2 separate regions of the Homo sapiens genome follow, and region 1 is linked to region 2. Evidence: chromatin loops called from intact Hi-C (ENCODE). Cell type or tissue: heart left ventricle. All regions are shown on one strand. Links, peaks and the distances in the headings refer to the core of each region. The heading gives the core; the rest is flanking DNA.

The links. Peaks named below come from ENCODE experiments on the same cell type or tissue, not always from the same donor. Only the 100,000 strongest peaks of a DNase experiment are listed, where the experiment ranks them.
Region 1: a loop joins it to region 2, with 2.4 times the contacts of the local background. A loop is called at or near these places in 3 of 110 quality-filtered maps.

What each region holds. Positions count from the first base shown.
Region 1 is chr12:20,002,845-20,007,252 of GRCh38, forward strand. No RefSeq gene overlaps it. Among named protein-coding and RNA genes, the nearest start is that of LINC02398, 9.6 kb to the right of the region's middle. In heart left ventricle, for the core only: no CTCF peak of the experiment used is centred there; no DNase peak of the experiment used is centred there.
Region 2 is chr12:20,272,982-20,277,389 of GRCh38, forward strand. No RefSeq gene overlaps it. Among named protein-coding and RNA genes, the nearest start is that of PDE3A, 93 kb to the right of the region's middle. In heart left ventricle, for the core only: no CTCF peak of the experiment used is centred there; no DNase peak of the experiment used is centred there; H3K27ac peaks cover 2,131 bases.

The sequences.
Region 1 (4,408 bases), core at 278-4,277, 270 kb before region 2:
ATCGCAGGATTTCATTCTTATGGCTGAATAGTACTTCATTGTGTATATGTACCACATTTTCTTTAGGTCTCCATTTATTGATGGACATGTAGGTTGATTCCATATCTTGGCTATTGTGAATAGTGCGGCAATCAACATGGGAATGCAGATATCTTTTTGACATACTGATATCATTTCCTTTGGATAAATACCCAGTAGTGGGATTGCTGTATCATATAATAGTTCTAAATGTTAATTTTTGAGGCATCTCCATACTGTTTTTCATAATGGCTGTACTCATTTATATTCCAACCAACAGTGTACAAGCGTTTTCTTTGACCTACATCCTCGCCAACACTTGCTATCTTTAGTTTTTTTGATAATAGCCATTCTGGGGTGAGGTGATATCTCATTGTGGTTTTAGTTTGCATTTCCATGATGCTTAGTAATATTGAGCATTTTTTATCATATACCTATTGGGCATTTGTAGGTCTTCTTTTAATAGACATTTAATAAATGTGCAAATAGAGGCAAAAATGGCTTCTTCTGCAGTGAGAGAAGAAAGTCAATAGATCCTCTAAGGGACAGAATTTGTTTCCATATCCACAGACAAGAACAATTTTTTGCATTGTCATCATTTATGTATAAGAGACGAAGTTGTAAAATAGCCCCCATAGAATCAGAATTAGAGAACCTGGAAGAGTGTGCTCTAACCAATGCACCATTTTCCAGCAAAGCACATTTTTTTTTTCTACAAACGAAACTCTTGGAACAAGTAGACTACACTTTCTGTCATTCCCATGTATGGAAGAATAAAAATGGCCACAAGTTATTTGCAGCTCCTTACGTCAAGAGTTGGAGTCCATTGGCTGGGTGTGGTGGCTCACGCCTATAATCCCAGCACTTTGGGAGGCTGAGGCGGGTGGATCACGAGGTCAGGAGTTCCAGACCAGCCTGGCCAACATAGTGAAACCCCGTCTCTGCTAAAAATACAAAAAATTAGCTGGGCGTGATGGCGGGTGCCTGTAATCCCAGCTACTTGGGAGGCTGAGGCAGAAGAATCACTTGAATTTGGGAGGGGAAGGTTGCCGTGAGCCAAGATCGTGCCACTGCGCTCTCTCTAGCCCAGGCGACAGTGTGTGACTCCGTCTCAAAAAAAAAAAAAAAAAAAAATTAAAAAAACACAATAAGATGGAGTCCATTTTCTTACTCCTTAAATCTAGACTGGCCTTGTGACTTGTTTTGATTAATAAAATGTGGCAGAAGTGGCCTTGTGCAACTTCTGAAGATAGACCCCAGGAGGCCCTGCAGCTTCCACTCTCGCTGTCTTAGAAAGCTGCTGCCCTGTGAATAAGCCTAAGCTACCCTGCTGGAAAGACCACATGGGGAGGACCAAGGTGATCCAGCCACACTCTGCCAACCACCAGATATGTCAATAAGGCCATCTTATACCATCCAGTCCTGTCCAAGCTGTCAACTGACTATAGCCAATAAGTGAGTCTAAGTGAGAGCAACAGAGGAGATGTCTCGCTGAACCTAAGTGAAATTATCAACCACAAAATTGTGAATGAATAAATCACTTTTAAGCCACTAAGTTCTGGGGTAATTTGTTATTCAGCAAATATGGTAACTGATACAGATTTCACTAAATGGTACCTTAATTTTTCCAATTCTTCATACCCCAAAGTTTAGAGTTACCTTACCTATTCTCCTTTTTTAATATCCGGCATCTGACTTATTAGCAAGTACTCTCAGCTCTTCCTTCAAAATATATCCCAAACCTGACTATTCTTTTTGCTACTTTGGTTTGTTCTAAGGGTTATGTTTTTTTAAAAAAATAAAAACTTTTATAAAATAGAAACAAATACTATCATTTTAGCTTTAAATATATACATTTTTATTATATTTATAATGCTTACAATATTGTACTGTAATTAACTGTATAAATGTATTTTCCCCAAGTCTATAAGCAGTTTGAGGGCAGTAGCCACACCGTCCTCTGTCAAGCACATCACACATTATTTTTGTAGTGGTAGTATTATGCTAGGTACATAGTAGGCTCTCAAGGAATCTCTGCTAAATAAATGAGTGGAAATGAAAGATAATAACATAGCAATTAAAGGTCTTATTAACCCATTTATTCTGGAGGTTGCAATTTTTTGAATTTTTGCGTGAGTGAAAAATGAGACCTTGGTGATGAGCTTGAGCAGTGGGATATAAATAACCCACACATGCGTAGTGTTCCAGTGTATTGTGCATTTTCTTGACATTGATTTTCCTAAGACTGATAGTGTTATCCTATTCCTAGAAAGCCTCTGCATACCCTTAGGCATATTCTTAGTTCCTCTTGTGGCTTTTGGTGGTTTTTTGAGTATATATTTCTCTGCTACACAGATTCCATACTCCTTGAATGATTCACCCTTGTATCTCCTATGTCACTGGGTGTAGTACTTTATACAGAGTAGGTGTTAATAAATATTTCCTGAATATCACTGAACTCTGTAAACTCAGTATTAAAGTGGAAAGCTTCACTGAAAGGATGAAAAATATTTTCCAAAGACTTGAAAGTCCTTGTTAAAAATATGAGACACCAGCCAAATAAATACATTTATATACATGCAAAAAGAAAAAACAAGAAAGTAAGCAAACCAACCAGCAAAATACAAAAAAGCAAATGATTTTTTTTTTTTAAATCAGGGAAAAATAAGCTTTTTAGAACAGCAGGCTTTTTAAAAACATGCCAAATACATGTTCTTGAATAGTGTATTTTGTCTTCTCATCTTGTTTCCTCAACTCCTAAAATATTAGTGTTAAGAATTCATTTCACTATTATTGGAATATTAGACTTTTACACTTTTGGAAATATCTAGTAAATTCTGAAAATTGGAGACATGAATTAATTTAATCTTTGCACAGCATGATTACCTCTTGTTAAGAAAGATATGAGTATAAACATTCTTTAAAAAAGCCTAGTCAATACCAAACTTTCTTGTGATAGAGACAGAATCACATATAGTATATATTTTTAAGAGTGCATTGTTATCTCTGAAATGTAATTTCCTCAAATCACAAAACTTATAGTTTCAATTATCTTGGAAGTACCCATCTTTTAACTATGTGAGCTTCTGCAAAGCACCACAATGTCTGTAGAAGTGGAATTCCTACCCAAATATCTGTTCTCCTGAAAGGCTGAAGAGGCTTTCCAAGGACTATACTAATACAGAATTTAAGACAATCAATATGTTGATTCTCAGCTTCCAAGTGCACTCTTTGCTATAATTAATAAATAAAAGTTTATGACTCTTCTGTGATGGAGTACAAGCTTTCTCATCTTACCTCAGGTATAAAATCCAACTCAGGGACAAAGGAACATTACACTTACTGGGATTGATGTTGAGAATGTAGATGACTCTGTCGACCCAGTAACAGACACATCCTTTTGTAAGATGTGGCAGTTTCCAATTCTTTGCTTTCAAAAAGTAAGTAAATAAATAAAAGGAGCTCCTACTCAAACTGTTAACTGATTGATCTGTATAAGTTTTGTCACCTGACTCAGAAAGACTTGACATTGCTCTCACAAAAGGTCTTCTGTTCCCAACTTCCATGTGCATAAGTTTTTCAGTGCTTAGATTCAGAAAATAGGAATAAAATTGTTGTATTCTAGCTGTAAGAAATTTTCATTCAGATACATGAGCTAATCTTTTTTTTTAAATGATCACCTATTTGAATAAGTGTACGAATACAATTTTATTTTTAGGTTTAAAAATAGTCTATAATATATGTTATTTTGATTGTATACTATTAATAACTACAGTAACTCAATTCAGAAAAAATATTTTAACCCTTACAGCCTCATGGCTGTTACATATTGTTATGTATGACTGATATAAACTGTTAAATTTGATATACACATATGATAGGGTTATAAGTAAAATAATTTTAAGCTTAAAACATATTAAATAAATTTGTTGAGGTTGAACAGAAGTATCAAGAACTAGTTTGAGATCAAAAAGAAAAATGCAACACTTCTGACTGTTAAAGAAAAATTATTCCTGTGTTTTTAAATGGATAATTGGTATCAAATCACTGTGAAATAATTCAGAGGAAACAAGAAATCAGTTGTGTGGAAACAACACGTGCTTTGGGACTTCAGTAAAAATTTGAGAGTTCCTTAGCACAAGGGCTGCCTCTTACTCAACTTTATGTTCTCATGCCTAGCAAAGGGTCTGATTCAAATTGTAGAAAACATTTAAAAAACCTCTCCTCATGAGCATCATCTGTTTCCTACCGCTCAAGTCTGGTCAGCCTGCCAGTGCTAGACAACTGTGTCAGGAGACCACTGCCATGCCTGAGCTCAATCTGTTCCTTCAACCTGCAGCCCTGGAAACTTGATCTTCTATGAACCTTGTCACTGATTTTTTTATTTCTT
Region 2 (4,408 bases), core at 156-4,155:
TCATAACATCCAAAATAAGCTTAAGTAACACAATAGTCTTGGACTCGGCACCATAAGCTGCTTAGGAGGTGTGACTAGATCTTCTCCTGAACACTGTATTGTCTTGTGCCTCATAGTATTCCATTAAATTCATTACATAAATGTAGAAAATAATTAAATCAATCATTTGAGAATTTGGGTAATGTCAATCAATCTCCCATAGGCTAAATACATATAAGTAGTTGAGAATGGTGATAGAATGTATAAAACTAGACACTGGTTCAAAAAGACTCTAACTAACAGGTGATTGCTGCTTTGTAAAATGCTACCTAAACACATCAGCTGATCAGTGCTGCATAACTACAAGCAAAGTTTACTTTATTCGGTAGTCTTGACATTAAAAAAAAAAATGTAGGAGGAATTTTGGAAAAGGCAGTCAAGGGCATCTAAGTGAACAACACAAATGACACAGAGACCATGTGCTAAAGTTAAGGCACATTAATCAAAATCATAACATATTAGATTCCTAATGTCTCAGTGTCCAACAGTGGAAGGACCTAGTAAAAGTTAGGAAGTATAATTGTGGCAAGTTTAACAGTCTAAAAATGAAGTGAGATATAGTATAGTTATTTCTTTTTTGAAGTCAGGCATAATAACCCAAAAGGCATCAGGGCCATTTAATATATAAGCAACGTGCCTGGAATACCTCAATGACCCCTTGGAGGCATTCCTACCTTACTCTAGAGAATTCTACCATTATTTTGATGATAATGATGATGCATGAAAATCTTTCATTCTGTTCACTTTTTTTCAGAAAAGCAAAAAATTTGTAATTTCTGAAAAATGGTTAAAACATAAAGTAAATAAATATTTTTTATATTAGAGCAATGTTTTCTTACTATAAAAAGAGTGTGTGTGTGGTTCAGTAACTAACTGCAAAAATCATTTCATTATGGCTTGGCATCCCCGGGATACAGTGATGAAAGAAATAATAAATAAGCCACTATGTGATGAATACTTGTCCAAATGAAAATGCCTCTGATAATACCCTTTTAGAGGACAGGAATGTTATTAAGCTAGTGAGAACATCTAGTCCAGTTCCAGCTAGGTGGGTCAGGGCCCATTCTGGTAGGCTGATGTCTGTGCCATACCAGTTGTTAAACGTACTGAATATCATTCCTCCAGCAGAACCTGACACCTCCTATTCAACATCCCTTCTGCAGCCGGTCCCCATTTCTGTACTGGCAATACCTCCATCCTAGTCTTAGCTCAGACTTCTCAACAGCACTCCGTGCTTGGCCAGAGTTAACAAAGACACAAATAACACACTGTGTCATCTTGTAGTAAACAGAGAGGCTTTCCATTCTACCATGTTACAGCTGTGGAATCTTGGGTGGCTAATGAGCTTCACTTTCCCTGAGCTCCCTCACTTTTTAAACAGCTTTACTGAGACGTAACTCAAATATGTATTAATCAGGATTCTAGAAAGAGAACCGACAGGATATGTGTGTGTATATGTGTCTGTGTATATGTGTATATACATATATGATATTTATATATATATATGTTATATATATATAACATATATAAATAGAGGTTTATTTTAAGGAATTGCTCATGTGATTGTGGAGGCCTGGGAAGTCCAAAATCTTCAGGGTAGGCTGGCAGGCTAGGGATACAGGGAAGAATTATATAGTTCACCTCCAAAGGCAGTCTGCTGGCAGAATTTCTTCTTGCTTGCGGGGGTCAGTCTGTTATTAAGGTCTTCAACTAATTGGATGAGGCTTGCTCACATTATGGGGGGAGTATTATGTCTGATTTACTCAAAGCCTACTGATTTAAATGTTAATGTAATCTAAAAATACCTTCACATCTAAAATAAATTTTCACCGAATATCTGAGTAGCATGACCTAGCCAAGATGACACATAAAATTAACCATGATACCATGCAATCACTCATTTAAATTGTATAATTTGATGACTTTTAGTATATTCACAGATACATGCAACTATCACTTCAGTTAATCACAGAACATTTTTATCACCCTCATAAAGAAACCCTGTACCCTTTATATATCATCTGCCTGTCTCCTCGTTTGCTCCAACCACAAGCAAACACTAATGTACTTTTTGTCTCTGTAGATTTGCCCATTCTGGACATTTCATATGAATGGAATCATGTAATATGTGGTCTTTTATGACTGATTTCTTTCACTTAGCATAATATTTTCAAGGTTCATCTGTGTTGCAGTGTGTATCAACACTTCATTTCTTTTTAGGGTTTAATAATATTTCATTTTTTTCTATACATCTGTTGATGGACATTTGGGTTGCTTCAATTTTTTGGCTCATATAAACAATGCTGCTATAAACATGTGCAAGTGTGTGTGTGTGTGTGTGTGTGTGTGTGTGTGTGTGTGTGTGTGTATGTACATATGTTTTCATTTCTCTTGGGAATATACCTAGGAGTAGAATTGCTGAGTCATTTGCTAACTCTAGTTTAATCATTCAAGGAATTTTCAGGCTATTTTCCAAAACATTTTACACTATTTTGCATTCCCACTAGCAGTGTGAAGGTTTTCAATTCCTTCATGTCCTAACATTTATTATCTAAATTTTTTATTCTAGCCATTATAGTGGTTGTAAGTGGTATCTGGTATCTGTCACTTTACAACTGTGATTTTGATTTGCATTTGCCTGATGACCAATGATGGCAAAAGCTAGCATCTTTTCATGTGGTTATTGATCATTGTTATATCTTCCTTAGAGAAATGTCTATTTAGATCCTTTGCTCATTTTTTAGTTATTTGTCTTTTTATTATTGAGTTATAAAAGTCCTTTATATATTCTGAATACAAATCCCTTGTCAAATACATAATTTGCAAAATATTTCCTGTCATTCTGTGGGTTGCCTTTTCACTTTCTTGATGGTGTCCTTTGAAGCACAAAAGTTTTACATTTTGATAAAGTCAAAATTATCTATGTTTTTTCTTTGTTGCTCATATCATATCTAAGAATCCTTTGCCAAATCCAAGGTCATGAAGATTTACTCCTATGTTTTCTTCTAAGAGTTTTATAGTTTTAAGTCTTATATCTAGGTTTATAACAAATTTTAAGTTAATTTTTATAGATGATATTAGGTAAGGACCCAAGTTTATTATTTTGCATGTGGCTATTCAGTTGTTCCTAGCACCATTTGTTGAAAAGACTATTCTTTTCCCATTCAATGGTCTTGGAACCCTTGTCAAAATCTATTGACTAATGACACATGATTTTATTTCTGGACTCTCAATTATATTCCATTAAACTATACATCTATTCTTGTATTAGTGTCACACAGTCTAGATTTCTGTTGCTTTATAGTAATTTTGTAATACTCAAGTGTGAAGTTTCCTACTTTTCTCCTCTTTTTTCAGGTTTGTTTTAGCTATTCTGTGTCCTCTGCAATTCCATATGAACTTTAGAATTAGCTTGTCAGTTTCTGCAAAGAAGTCTGGTGAGATTCTGACAAGAATTGCATTAGATCTGTAGATTAATTTGAGAAATATTGCCATCTTAACAGTATTAAGCCTTCTAATTCATAATCATGGGTTTTTCCCACTTATTTAGAGCTTCTTAAATTTTCAACAATGTTTTATTATTTTTAGAGTATACGATTTGCATTTATTGTATTTAATTTAGTCTAAGCATTTATTCTTTATGATGTTACTGTAAATGAAATTTTCTTAATTTCATTTTCAGATTGTTACAAATGAAGTCAATTCCTTTGGGAAGAGACTAGTAGCTATCTGCTTTGTGGCCTACCTCTTGCTTGGGCAAAACTTCTGGTCAAGGGCTCTAGAGCAGGAGGTGAGGACAATGGCACAATTAATTCTCTCTGGCTGACACCCTCTCTTTACAAGTTGAGTACTACGTGGAGGTGGCAGGCAGGCAGTAGCCTTTCTTCTCAGCTTGCTTCTTCTGTCATGGAACCACAACCTTATGAACTAGAGCGAGGTGATAGTGTCCCAGTGTTCCCATTGGCACTGCACTCAAGGTTAGGACCTCCATTACATGAGTGGGAGCTGGGCATTAGAAGACAACCCTCACCTCATAACAACACTCACCAGGAACTTAGCCTCAGCAACAGGTAGCTGGGGGCAAGATGAGAAAAGCTGACATCCTACTCCTCCCTGGAAGAAGGCCCTGTGCTCTTCGCTGCACCAGATTGAAGCGGAGTTTTTGGCTTGCTGAGCTGGGAGGAAGGAGAGAGGGAGTGGTCTTGGTTGAAATGCACCTGACTCCCACTTTTTTACAGGATTTTGTAGATTTTCTTAGATAGATGTTTATTCAGTTGTTGTATTCTTTTAGGACAATTTGCAGAGATTTCAAATGATTGAGTTTTTATAACTTTCACTAATTTCACAGGGGACCAGTTCTGCTAAGCTG